Linked DNA regions of Homo sapiens: region 2 is linked to region 1. Evidence: chromatin contacts called from ENCODE Hi-C or POLR2A ChIA-PET data. All regions are on one chromosome and are shown on one strand. Each heading gives the region's core, a stretch centred on a gene start or an enhancer-like site at or near the end of the contact. The rest is flanking DNA. Distances are from core to core; before and after follow the strand shown. Region 1 overlaps THADA (THADA armadillo repeat containing). Region 2 overlaps THADA (THADA armadillo repeat containing).

The links. A loop is a pair of places that touch in the nucleus more often than their neighbours do. ChIA-PET counts read pairs that join two places held with the same protein, here RNA polymerase II (POLR2A). Pooled maps may share reads with other maps.
Region 2: a loop to region 1 is called in a map of MCF 10A, with 8 times the contacts of the local background. The contact joins two enhancer-like sites. A Hi-C loop is called at or near these places in 1 of 168 maps with a recorded cell type or tissue (MCF 10A), 1 of 37 single-sample maps with no recorded cell type and 4 of 50 pooled maps. POLR2A ChIA-PET finds 5 or more read pairs at or near these places in 2 of 52 experiments (CD8-positive, alpha-beta T cell and MCF 10A).

The regions. Positions count from the first base shown.
Region 1 is chr2:43,452,420-43,459,400 of GRCh38, reverse strand. All of the region lies in intron 26 of THADA (THADA armadillo repeat containing), which reads left to right. Among named protein-coding and RNA genes, the nearest start is that of THADA, 140 kb to the left of the region's middle. Within about 2 kb of position 3,465, at least 4 of the 41 ENCODE cell types and tissues checked have a DNase peak (open chromatin) inside an H3K27ac peak, as active enhancers do.
Region 2 is chr2:43,535,919-43,543,027 of GRCh38, reverse strand. It overlaps THADA (THADA armadillo repeat containing), which reads left to right. Exons shown (of 38, transcript NM_022065.5): 21 at 1,712-1,869. Among named protein-coding and RNA genes, the nearest start is that of THADA, 57 kb to the left of the region's middle. Within about 2 kb of position 1,612, at least 16 of the 41 ENCODE cell types and tissues checked have a DNase peak (open chromatin) inside an H3K27ac peak, as active enhancers do.

The DNA.
Region 1 (6,981 bases), core at 2,216-4,715:
CTACAACAAGGGATGTAAACACTTATAAAAGCACATGGGAAATGCATATAATCTGGGATTGGGGGAGTCAAGGAAGACATCCTAGAGCAAGAAAGATAATGGGTGAGAGGAAGGATGTGCAATATTTATTTGGGAAAGAGGAGTGGAGGTGAGGGTGACTGCTCCCGTGCAAAAGTCAGGATGAAAATGCACAGGGTACAGAGAGGGCAGCCTGAAGTGAGCTGGGGACCTTGTCAGCTAACTCAAGGACATGGGAGCAAAGAAAGTATCTTAAACACAGGTATAACAGGATTTGCTTTAGTATGATCATTTTGGCTGATGTGGCTGGATTGGAAAGTTGTGCTCAAGACTGAGAGATCTGTTTGTTTGAATAATTTTGTTTGTTAGAATAATGTAGACAAGACAAGTGGTACCTAGACTTTTCTGTTTTGTGAACCAGCAAAATTTTTTTTTTATTTTGAAGATCAACATAATACAGTTATCAACCCTTTAATTTTGTTAAATAAGTACATTAAAAAGCATATTACATGTCAGAATCATTTCATAAATTAAAGGACATTTTCACATACATAACCACATATATACATCCCCCTTTAGGAATCTCAAATTAATATTAGATATTTAAATAGAATACCTTAGCTTTATGCAGAATTTACGGCATTGCACTGTGGGGTTTTTTGTTGTTGTTTTGGTTGTTTTCATTTTCTTCATGAATGGGCACTGGCATGTGGTCTGATATTTGTAAACCGGAGATGTAGGCTAGGATGAAAATGTTGGTGATCAGAATTAGGATAGTGACAGTAGGGGTTGAAAAAAGTGAATAGAATTGAGAGATAGGCGGTCGAATCAGCAGAACTTGGTGATTTCAAAGTACTTGCAGATCTCTTATCTCATTTGATCCTAATGGTAACCATGTGAGGAAGTTAATTTGGTTAGGTATAGTTATCCCCATTTAATAGATGAGGAAACTGAGGCTCAGAAGTTAGGTGACTTCCCCAAGTTACATATCTGATGAATAGCACAATGAAATCATCATTCAGGTGGCATTGGACTCTTGGTATATGGCACCTTCACCCCTTTTTGCTTTTGCTCACATTTCAGGGAAGAAAGGAAAAGGAATCCTGGGCTCCCTGTGAGTCATATCTTTTAGGTCAAAACATACGACGCAGACTGTCCTTAGAATAAAATAATATTTTAGTGATGACTCTTTGATTTATCTTATCTTGCAACATCATCCATTACCAATCCATGAACTTGAGTAACCCTATTTAAATTAGGCCAGAGGAGATGAAGGCTTCTTTGGCAGTATTTTCATGTTATCCTGTGCTACCCTTTTTCCTTTCCATAAATAAGCCTTGGCCATTCTATTTATGGTTGTGTTTGTTTTGTTTTGTTTTGTTTTTTGTCGAGAGGTAGAGGACAGTGAGACTGTGTGTGTATGTAAGGATATCCCCTATCACCTGGGATTTTTTTTTTCCTTTCTCATCCTCAGTGTATGTGCAGATTAGTTTGGTGCTATGTAGATTCCAGAAAGAATGGAATAGACTTTATAATGGAGTACTCCTTGTTGAAGGGCAAAGACAGGAAGTGGAAGTGAATAAAAAGAATGAAATTGGACTTAAAGGAGAAAAAAGTGAAGCAAAAACAATTTGAATTGGACAAAAGAAAAAAGTGTTAGAAAATATTTGTGGGCGGTTCCCTATAACTGAATTTTAAATAACATTTTTGGTGTATAGTCATAAAATCCTCTGACCTATGAAACACCAGTTTAATGGAATTAATTAAAAATAAGATGGAATGCCAGAATTTACATATGAAAACTATCAGTAACTGTTCCTTCAATTCATTGTTTTTATTTAGTCTTTGTATCAGTCATTTTTCTAGGCTCCTTGTTTCCTGGCAAATTTGAAGGTGTTTTTGGAAAACTGTTAAGATTGACTTTAAATTATTTTAGTAGAGACTCAACTACTAGTAAGTCTGTTGTAATTACAAATAATTATGAGAAATACGGTTTCCTTTTCCAAGAAGCAAATAAACTTGTTATTGAAGCATCTGCACCTCTTTGTGTATATGTTCACAGAAGTGTCTACTTTTACTACTAGAATGGGCACATCAAAACCAAATATTGGTATCTTATTATGTGTGAGTAGGAGAGTGAGAGTAGCATTGTGTATACCGCCATTTTCATCTCCTTTAATCACCTCACTCACTGTGCATGTGTGTGTGTGTGTGTGTGTGTGTGTGTGTGTGTGTGTGTGTGTGTGTGTAGATATCCTAAATACGTTTTTTCTACCGATGTGGAACATTCTATCCCACTTCATAGCTGTCTTCCTGGCCTTTGGCACGTGTGTGCACACACACACACGTATATAAAATTTAGTGTTTGATTCCTTCAAAGTATAGGTGTTAATGTATTCAGAATGCTGTGTAAAATTTTTTATGCCAGACCTAAATTTTATTCATGCTTTCAATGCCTGTACTTTGTGTATTTTTAAAAGCTATTTGCATTGTAAGTTTGAAAGTGAGTTATGTTCTCTGGTGTACTCTTAGTATCTTAGTATCTTGAGTGTGTTGAACTTAATTGTAATTTATACTAATTTCCTCTCTATTCCTTTCATCTCATCTTTAAAGTGCTGAGGGAAAGGAAGAGGACTTGGTGGCAAGAGCCAAGACAAAAGAACAATGTGTGTGTAATTTGTTCAGAAGGTACAAAGTTAGATTTGTGATTTGTTGATGCATTATCTCATTTCTCAAGTAATTCCACTAAGTAGGCACTATTATTCCCATTTTATAGAAAACAAAATGTAGTGACAGAGCGAGACTCTGCTTAAAAAAAAAAAGAAAAGAAAAGAAAATGTAAAATTATTTAGCAAGGTTGAATGAATCACCCAAGGTTACACTGCCACTGTGTGGTATTCCTCTGGTCAGGCTGGTTCTAGACCTTTGCTCTTTCTCTACTTTGCATTTCCTCATTCCCACCCCACCACAGAATAAATAATCTGTGGAACATGGTTTCACATTCTATTCCATGATGTAGTAGCAGCCTTTTCTAAAATGAAATGCTGTGCATATTATTATTTTTTAATTGCCATTGGAAGTAGGCTGAATGTAGTCAGATAAATAGTATTTGAACTGCCTTAGTTTATGTGGAATATTACCTTTGTCTGAATGCATGACTTTTTTTAAACTTTTAATGTGATTTTATAATTTAGATGAGTATTTGCCTTAACAATGATGAGTTTTGCACATTTTTAAGACTACTTGGAGGTATTTATATACCTCAAATATTTACTAGGAAGTATCTTTGCAAGGTTAGGTAAAACATTTTACCAAATGAGTTTCAATGAGTCTCTGTTGGGAAAGGTTAAATAGCACTGTAGCGTAGTCTTTTGGCAATCGAGCAGTTCGTCTGCACAAATAACAGTGAATATAATTGATGGTCTTAGTAATAAGGTCATAAAGTCAAAAAGAGCTACCACAGTGTGGTCAACGTTTTGACCATAAGGAACAGAATGTAAAAGTTGGTTAGCTGGAAGGATTTCCTGCCTCCTTAGTAACTATTGTGTCTCTGTTTCCTTAGTCATAGCTGAATTGAGAAGAAGAGAAAAATCTTTTAATTCTGCATTTAGAATTGATGTTTTTCAGATTTACATAGTGGAAAGCGTGTTTGGATGAGTATAAGCCAGAACCTAACCTATCCTTTGCATAAATGCCTTTCTGCAATACTGCTTATTCAGGATAGGCTTCTCTTGTGTCTTCTTGTTAGCCTGCTCTCTAACCCTTGTTTTACACATTATAGCATTTAATATGCTCCTGTTTTTAACTGACAGAATTACTCTTTGCATTGTTGTGTGTGTTTGTGTGTGTGTGTGTGTGTGTGTGAGAGAGAGAGAGAGCGAGAGCACGTGCTTATGCAAGAGAGAAAGTGTGTTTGTATGACGGACAGAAGTACTACAGGCATACCAAGAAACAGCTGCCACCTAAAATTTATAATCAACAATAGAAAGAAAAATAGAGATTTTTTAAAAACGGGAATTCCGTAGAAGCAGGTATACTGTAATATAGGGAACAGATGGAAAAAAAGTAAGTTACACTCTCAGGGAGGTGAGATGAAATTAAGAGCAATCTGTGAATAAGAAGGAGCTTTAGAAAATTAAAAAATATGATAGCCCAAGTAAAAATTTCAGTACATACTAGGGAAGACAGTAAAAGGACACTGCCAGAGATTGACCTAGAGAGAGGGAGATGGAACATGGGAGAGAAAAAATAAGATTAGAGGATTATCAGGCAGTTGAACATTCAACTTACAGAAGTTCAGAAAGGAGAGCAGAGCAAAGTGAGGGCAGAAAATTATCAAGTAGCTTAAGAACATGTAGAACTAAAGAACATGAGTCCTAGTACAGTGAATGAAAAATGATTCACCCCAAGACTCGTCATTTCCAAAATTTTGTGAAGTGAGAGAAAAAAAAAACAGCTCATATACAGAGAATTAGGAATCAAAATGACAGTGGACTTAGAAGTTAATGGAGCATTGCCTTCAAAATTCTGAGGGCATATGATTTGCTTCTTATTCGTATTTAACTTAACTGTTAATCACACTTGGAGCTAAAATAGAGTGTACTTTTATTTTAAAAGTTTTCTTTTAAATTAAGGACAAGGAAAATATCTTTCTCTTTCTTTCCAGGACATACATGAATACAGCACCTAAGTATTTTTTAAAAGTTAGTTGCCAAACAATATTGTTTAACATAACCATGTATGTGTAATTTAGTGTGTGTGTGTGTGTGTGTGTGTGTGTTTAGACAGGGTCTCCTTCTGTCACTGAAGCTGGGGTGCAGTGTTGTGATCTTGGCTCACTGCAGCCTCGACCTCTTGGGCTCAAGAGATGTTCCCACCTCAGCCATCCAAGTAGCTGGGACTACAGGCTCACACCAACACACCTGGCTGATTTTTGTATTTTTTTGTAGAGATGGGTTTTCACCATGTTGCCCAGGCTGGTCTTGAACTCTTGGACTCAAGCAATTCTCCCACCTCAGCCTCCCAAAGTGTTGGGATTACAGGCATGAGCCACTGAACCTGGCTAATTTAATGTTTTTATATGTGCATAGAAAAGGTCTAGAATGGACAAAGTGGAATTTCTCCTTCTACTTACTTATTTGTATATTGCTTGTTTGTTTTAATGAGTGCATATTAATTGCAATTAATAGAATATAACTAAAGGGAAGAAAAGAGACTTGATTTATTTCTTCATTTATTTAAAAGAAAAAAGTTGGCAGGCCAAGGCAGGAGGATTGTTTGAGGCCAGAAGTTTGAGACCAGTTTGGGCAATATAGCGAGACCCTGTCTCTATAATAATTAGCCAAGCATGGTAGTGCATGCCTGTAGTCCTAGCTACTTGGAAGGTTGAGCCAGAAGGATCACTTGAGCCCGGTGAGCCATGACTGCTTTACTGCACTCCAGCCTGGGTGACAGAGCAAGACACTGTCTCTTAAAAACAAAATGTAGAAAGTGCATGCTATGTTGTTCTCCTCTGCTGGGTGCTATAAGAAATATAGTTGAAGTAGCAAACACAGCTTCAGTCTTTAAACGATTTTGGGTCTGGCTATTAAGCGGAAACACATATGTAAGGGAATGACTCCCAGCTATGTTGAAAGTCTGACTCTGTGTAATTTCAATGTACAGGCTGCTCTTGGGGCCAAGCAAATTCCTTTCCAGGGTCTGCAAGAGGTGGCAGTCTACTAACTTCAGAGTACTTTAAAAAACCAGCGTTTGTGAGAAAACCAAAAACAGGACTCTCATCTTGGAATATCTAACTTAATAAATTTCATTTGCATGTATACAGAAACCAACCTACTTACTGCTGCCAGCCCCAGGAGCCAGAGGTTAGAGTTTTTAATAATAATAGCAATAATGAGTTATACTTATTCCAGATTAGTTTTCTAGCTCTCAAAAAAACAAATGGCTAAGATGTCCAAAATGTTCTTTTCACAACTCTACCAAATGCTGGCTTTCCCTCTCCGTCTGGAAATCCAGCCAATCTGTTGAAAATTATCCTATTATTTGAGTACTTCCAGGCAGTTCTTCAGAAGGAAGACTAATTCCTGCAGTCTGAGATGGATGTCCACTTCTTAAGGGACTCTTTTCCATACTTCTGCAGCTGAGGAAAATCACACCTTGTATCCTGAGTCTTATTTCTTCTAATTGTGAATTTGGGAAAATATGTGTATACCAGACATCACATCATACCTATAGACAGCATTGTGTCTTAATTGGGAGTGTAACATTTGCCTGGTGACTACTTGGGTTTTTTGTTTGTTTGTTTATTTTTCTTGTAAATAAGTCTCAGCCTGAGTGTTCACAGACTTACAAAAAGCATCGGTTCACTGGGGAAAAGTGAAGCATTTAGCCTGAATAAGAACAAATACACACACTCTTTTCTGGTTTGATTTGCACGGGAGTTAGATGTTTTTTTGGGGGTGGGTGGAGGGTAGTAAGGGATATTCTAGTATATTAGGAAGAGTCTCTTAATTTGAATACAGGAGAGACAGGAGACTTATTGGACCCAATGGAATTATCTGTGGTCCAGTGATCTCCAAAAATGCTTTGTAACAGCAGATGATTAGATTTTAAAAGATCAGTTTAGCTGGCAGTTTGCCTGTTCATCTACTCCCATAAATTCAGTGGGTGGGCCTGACTCAGTGTGTCGGAGTAGAAGCTCAGGTGAGGAACCTTAATCTAACCTGACCAGGCTGATTGACAGCAGTGGAGAGACTGCCATACAACCAAACCATGGGGACACATGAACTTCTTTGGAAACTGGCCTGTCTGGGTCACAGTGTGTCCTCTGCTTGTTAAGAAGATGCCTGGCACAGCAGTAGTTAGATTACTTGTAAAATAGAAACCTTGGAATGTCTAATGACTAGATTGGGAAATAAGATAATTGGATTCTAGTTCTGTATTTACCTCCAAGCTGTATTTTGA
Region 2 (7,109 bases), core at 363-2,862, 85 kb before region 1:
GGAGGGGGGAGGAGGGAGGGATAGCTTTAGGAGATATACCTAATGCTAAATGAGTAGTTAATGGGTGCAGCACACCAGCATGGCACATGTATACATATGTAACTAACCTGCACATTGTGCACATGTACCCTAAAACTTAAAGTATAATAATAATAAAATTAAATTAAATTAAAGAAGACTTTCACCAGCCTATTAGGTGCTGTTGTGCAGCGAACAAGCTGTTAGAACAGAAAGCCTTGGAGTGATAAAACCTGCCTTGACAGCCCAGGTGATATAAGAGCAGTGCTATATAATGAACCTGGGTTTGGGCAGCAATCAACTTCTCCCAGCAATGTGGTTCATTGTCTGCTGTGAGAGTTCTTAAAGTCAAGCAGGCTTTTAAAGGAAACAAACCTTATTAGTAAAATGGGAGCTGCTTTGTTGTGTCAAGCTTCCAGAATTCGAGTTCTTACATCTTGTTTGATCATTAGTTGTTACTGAATTTTCTGCAGTGCTGTAAAACGTCATCAGAAGCAGCAATTTCTTAGTGATGTATTACATATTCTACATTCTCCACTAGGTGGGGATATTGTCTTGCAAAAAATTATCTCCACACTTAAATTTTTAAATTACACAAAATAATGTATAAATGTAATTATAGCCTATTGTAATAGTTTCAAACAACAGAGGTACATATGAATTAAAAACAAATTAAATTCCTCCAAGGTTTCCTCTCCAATTCCATGTCTTCCTTCTTTAGTGCAATATATTATTTTGTACTTATTTTATATGTTTATGTGTATGTACACTTACCCATTTAATGCATTGGGCTTTTTAAATAAAAACACAAATGAGGTTACCCTATAAGTACCATTTTGTCAGCGTGCTCTTTTATTTAATATAATAGTTCATCTTGGATTTTAAAAAAATATCAGTACCAAAAATACTCCTAAAACTAGAATAAGAGAGTAAGTAAGGCTAATTATAGCTTATTGGCCATGGGAATTAAATATATTTTGAAAGATAATTTGTATTTTCCTTTGATTTTAAAAGTTATATTCTACTCCTTTACTAATGCAACAGTCATGCTCACCAAAATAAATAAGGAGTGTATTTATTATAGTCATCCATATCATACTTTATGACAGAGAGGCAGAGTTTGTTTAATCTTTGGAAATTAAAGATTAAACAAGTTTTGGAACAATATTGTGTTTTATTTTAAAATTTAATTTGAAAATAATAAATTAAAATACTGGGCCTGGCATGGTGGCTCATGTCTATAATCCCAGCACTTTGGGAGGCCCAAGCGAGAGAATTGCTTTAGTCCAGGAGGTGATGTGGTGAAACCCTGTCTTTACAAAAAAATACAAAAATTAACTGGGTGTGGTGGCGCATACCTGTAGTCCCAGCTACTAGGGAGGCTGAAGTAGAAGGATTGCATGAGCCTGGGAGGTCAAGGCTGCAGTGAGCCATGAGCATGCTACTGCACCCCAGCCTGGGTGACAGAGCGAGACCCTGTCTCCAAAAAAGAAAAAAAAAAAAACTTAGCATGATTTCTTCTCATAACACATGCTCGACAAATGTTAGCTTCTTTCCTTCTGAGTAAATATAACATGACAAATCGGGTTTGTTCAAGCAGATTATTCTTGGGGAAATTATGAATAAGCTTGTTTTTAGAAACCTGGGATATGAGTAATCAAGGTTGCAATCGTTGTGTTTTTTTTTGTTTAAGGTAAAGAAGTAAAAACATGTGATGTAACTGCGCAGATGGTGCTGGTATGTTGTTGGAGAAGTATGAAGGAAGTTGCTTTACTTTTAGGCATGTTGTGCCAGCTTCTGCCCATGCAGCCTGTGCCAGAATCTTCTGATGGATTATTGACGGTGGAGCAGGTAAGGCACATGTTTATTCCACCATGTATAATTTCTGGTCAACGCATAAATCACTTTTTTTTTTATAACCCAACTCTAAAAAAAGGTTTAAAATTTTTCTTGAATAAAATCATACAAATGTTAACTGAAGAAAGTTCATGGTAATTTAGAATGTTAGACTTTATAATACATTTCAAAACTGTGGCATTTTTAGAAATTTTTTCTAAGGTATATAAATAACTGTAGATTTTACCTCACTTTTAACTGTAGTTTTATCTCTAATTTTTATTTCTCCATTTCACATACACAGACTTAAACTTTAGCTTAAAATTGTCTTATTTAGTAAAACTCCACAAATCTCTTAAATTTTGGAAAGAAAAAAAGTAACATGTTGGTTGATTATGGATCTCATGTTTCCCACTGCATTGATAATAAAGTTGTAGTCTTGGTTTTTTTGGCTGACTTTTGTTTTAAGACCACAAAGTTAGTTCACCATCTGGGACTGTTCAAGTGACTTGAGTGCGGTGTTTACAAGAAGTTAGCTTACCACAAGCATTTCATTTGGAAATATTTTAGATTTATTAGATTTCTGTTTTTAATTGATTCCCTCTTCCTTTCCATATGGTTTTGACAAATCCATTTCCCACCATTTTTCAGCAAAGATATATAACATGTACTTTCATTTTTAACTTTTTAAAAATAAAGGCAACTTTTTCCCTAGGGTGTTACAATTCAAGAACAAAACAAATATTGTAGTATGCTAATGCTGATTATTTCTATAATAACCACATGACTAGTTCCATGGAAATAATGCTAATACTTTTTTTCTCACACTCTGTGGCTTATGTTGCATGCATCTGGTTAACAGCTGCGCTTGTGATGTTGCAAGGCCTTGAGATGAAGAAAGGCAAAGGCGCACAGGACATTTCAGGCATCATTATGTTCCTTATTCTCTTCCAAATCAAATAGGCGTCAGTGTCCTAGAGTTACTTGCAGTCATTGCTGGTGACTGGCTGTAGTGCCAATGCCAACATCTTTGCTGAGGAATCCAGCTATGATTAATGATTACTTCACTGATGTTCACCATCTTGCTAAGAAGTAAACATGTGCTAGAGGCCTTTGATTTCCCAACTTCTCTTTCCAAGGACAAGTTAAAACATTTAGTTTTTTGGGTTTGTTGGGTAGTGTTTAAAAAACAAATTAAGGGAAGTGTATTTTGCTTTTACTGTAACTAAGACGTGAAAGCTTCCTATGAACATTATTTTGCCTTGACACTTTTCACATAGCACCCAAATCTTATGTATTTAATTTGTGTGCGACAGCCGTGTTAAAATTGGGAATTAATGTAAAATAAGAGATGTTTGTTAAAAAAAAAAACAATTATCACAAAAAGACAGGTTCTTATAAACCAAAGAATTCTTCCAGTGACTGCTTAAATAAAAAATAAGATCCTGACTGTTTTTCTGTAAAACATTAGTTTCCGTTGTAATGAGGTCCAGTCATTTTTCTATGTTGCCATTCACATGGTAACCTCACATACATAGGCGTGAGAAGAAACTGATGACTGAATGAGCGATGAACTGTATATGTAATAGCAGTGTTCTAACACTGGAACCCCGTCCCCTATGAAAAACTTGATTCTTCGTATTGCTGACTTTAGCTAAAGAAATGTCTCAGTTTAGGAGTCAATAAAAATCCAAAGTCATCAAGAAATTAGTGTTATTTACATTACTGGAGAATTCCTGCTTTTAAACATAACCTTTTGCCCCATGAACTTCCTTTAAATTAATAATAATTAAATATACTTACATGTGCTTAAAACCTTTAAGAGTTAAAAATATAAATGACAGAGAAGAACATCATTTACATTGGAATGGCTGGGCCACACCTGAGGTACACCCTTCCAAGAGCATAGTTGCCCTGGCAAAGCTAGATCTGTGCCTAGTGGTAAAACTATGAGTTTAAGAGTCAAGCCTTAGGTGAATGTGACTGCCGTCTGAATACACGGAGGCAGTGAAGTGACTTGCAGGCAGAATGCAACCCTAGTTAGAGGGGAGAATGTGGAACTTGCATTTCTTATTCTTCAGAGTAGTAACTGTGATCTACTTTTCTCTCAATGGATGAAGAAAGCCATTCCATACAGTCTAAAATACAATTCTATTCTATTTTGAAATTTGATGACTTGAATGTAGATGACAGTCCGTTTAAAATCATCCTGATTTTACAGCTCCTTGTTTAAACCGGTGGCCACTTAAATCCCCCATATAGGAGTATAAAAGGTAGGGAGATTACAGTTTGGGGTTTTTTGTTGCTGTGTGGGGAGAAGAAATGGGGCTTGTTTATAATTCTGAGTTTTCAGTGATATATTCACAAACCATTAGAGCTGGAAGGATCATAGAGATGATATTATCCAGCTCTCTTGGACAAGAGGAAGCTGAACCCTGGATGTTACCTGGTTTGCCCAAGATTGCAAAGCTAGTTTGTGGCAGCTCTGGAACAGGAACCCAGTTCTTCTCCTTGCCAGCCTGTGTTCTGACATGGCACAGTGCTGCCTTTGTGAGCTGCTCATTTAATTTTTCTTTAAGTTTAATTTTCTGTATTTCCCATATCCAGGTAAATTTTCGCAAGCAACAGGACAGTAAGATGACTTGCTACTGAACTTTTTCTTAAATGATTGATTCCCTAGAGCACTTCCTGTGAAGCAGTGTGCTGTCACCAGTTTCTCCAGGAGGAAAATGTGTTCATTCAGAGGCATGTCTGACTTTCCTCCTTCACTGTAATCACATAATGAAAGGTTCTTTCATAGTGTTCCTGTACAAGAGGCAGAGATAAAACCAACTTTGAGGGATGTAAGTGGAGACCCTTCAAGAGTAAGCAGTACACACAACCTTATCTCACAACTTCCTGACTAGTTGATGTGTGTGGAGTTTTCAAACTTGATGTTTTGCTGATGTAGAGCTTTTGCTTGTTATATTTTGTTGGTTCTCTTTTCATGGGCTATCTGATACCCAGTGCCTACTGATTTTTTAAAACAGCTTCCTCCACCTGGAGTACTATATGAACTTAAGTTTATATGTATTTCCCTAATATTCTTAAAAAGAAACTACTAGGTAGATTTTTCATTCATGCTTTCCCTCTGCAGTAATTATCGCCACAGAAATCACACGAGTAAGATTGCCAACTATTAGAAATTGCTATTTTAAAACATTCTTTTTTAGTTTAGTTTTTTTTTTTTTTTTTGAGTCTGGGTCCCATTCTGGCGCCCAAGCTAGAGTGCTGTGGTTCCATTTTGACTCACTTCAGCCTCAACCTCCTGGGCTTAAGCCTCCCAAATATTTGGGACTATAGGTGTGTGCTACCACTCCTGGCTAATTTTTGTAGAGACGGGATCTCACCATGTTGCCAGGCTGGTTTTGAATTCCTGGACTAAAGCGATCCTCCCACCTCAGCCTCCCAAAGGGCTAAGATTACAGGCATGAGCTACCATGCCCGGTCTAAAAATTGTATGTTAGATTCTGTTGTAACTTTTATGATGCCCAGAGTTAACTACATTGATGTATTCCCTCAGTAGTGTCTTTTGTTATTACTTTAGATTTTCTGTAATGAACTACAAATGGGATATATGTTTATTCACAAGTCTTAAATTGCTTTTTGTATTTTCTTTTGCCAAAGTTTATTTTTTAGAAATTACAAATAATTTCATTGAATTGCACTCAATGCAAGTTCCCATTTTTAAGCTTTGAAATGAAGTTGTGCATGTAACCACATCCTATTTATTGACTGCCTTACTACAAGGATATCGTGGGAAAATAAAGAAGTACATAGTATGTGGTTCTGTGACGTCAAAGGGCTTAGAAATACAATAGAGGATACCAGACAGAAATTCATTTTAAAAAGTCAGACTACAGGGCAACAGTTAATATTGCCCATGGTTAAGAATTTGCTAGAAAGCAAAGAATAAACATTCTGGTAAGATGATATCTGAGTGGTAGAAAATTATTACCTTTGTTGTTTTGTAGGAGAACAGTGTTTGAGCTTTGAAGAAATCCCAAAAGTTAGTAACAAATCACTGTAGGAGAGAAGGTACAGTTTAAAACATTAACTGTTTTACTGGAGTGTAAACTTTTGTAAAACATCCCGTTTAACCAAAGTGAAATTAGAAGTGGCTGTGTCTTAAAGTCAGAATTCAAATTAAGGCTTAGGGATTAAGGCTCACTACTTTATAGTATAAAATAAAAATAAAATGGACATTTACTGTTTGCTACTCTTTGCCAGGTACTCTGATAAACACTTAAATGCATAATCTTATTATTTATTTCTCACAATAATCCTGTGAAGTAGGTTCTAGTGTTAGCTCCATTTCACAAGTAAAAGAACTGTGTTTAATTACTTTGCGTTAGTAGTACATTTCAGAATTTACCTTCTCTAGATAAAGGGTAGATTTAAAATATATTTATATTTTTTTTAATGGGTTTTATGCTTTAGATGAGCATTTAGATCCCCTAATTAGTCTGTTGGTGAATTATACCTGCCTGGAAACATGGCATGTAGCTTCTTCCCCTGTGGAAATTTATACCCTGTGAGTCCATAAAACATGTTAATTTCCCTATAGAGATACTTTTTATGAAAAGTTAAGAGCAGGATATGCTAATTTTAAAAAGACAAGTGATTAGAATTTAAATTTCTGTTCTTTAAATTTTAAGAACAGAAATCACTGTATTTTTCTTTCACTTTGATCTTAATTTCCTTTATAAAAATCCTGAGATGTATGTTATTAAAAATTATTTTGCTGGAGGTAACATACTACCAGACTTCAAAATATACTACAAACCTGTAGCAACAAAAAAGTGTGGTACTGGTGTACAAACAGACACATAGACCAGTGGAACAGAATAGAGAACCCAGAAATTAATGTATCTACCGCCAACTGATTTTCGATAAAGGCTCCACGAACTCTCATTGGGTAAAGGACTGTCCAATAAACGGTGCTGGGAAAACTGAGTATGCTTTCTTCATATGCAGAAGGATGAAACTAGACCCACCTCTCACTCTATACAAAAATCAACTCAAAATGAATAGGCTGGGCACGGTGGGTCATGCCTGTAATCCCAGCACTTTGGGAGGCTGAGGCGGGCGGATCAAGAGGTCAAGAAACCAAGACCATCCTAGCCAACATGGTAAAACCCCGTCTCTATTAAAAATACAAAAATTAGCTGGGCGTGTGGTGTGCACCTGTAGTCCCAGCCACTCGAGAGGCTGAG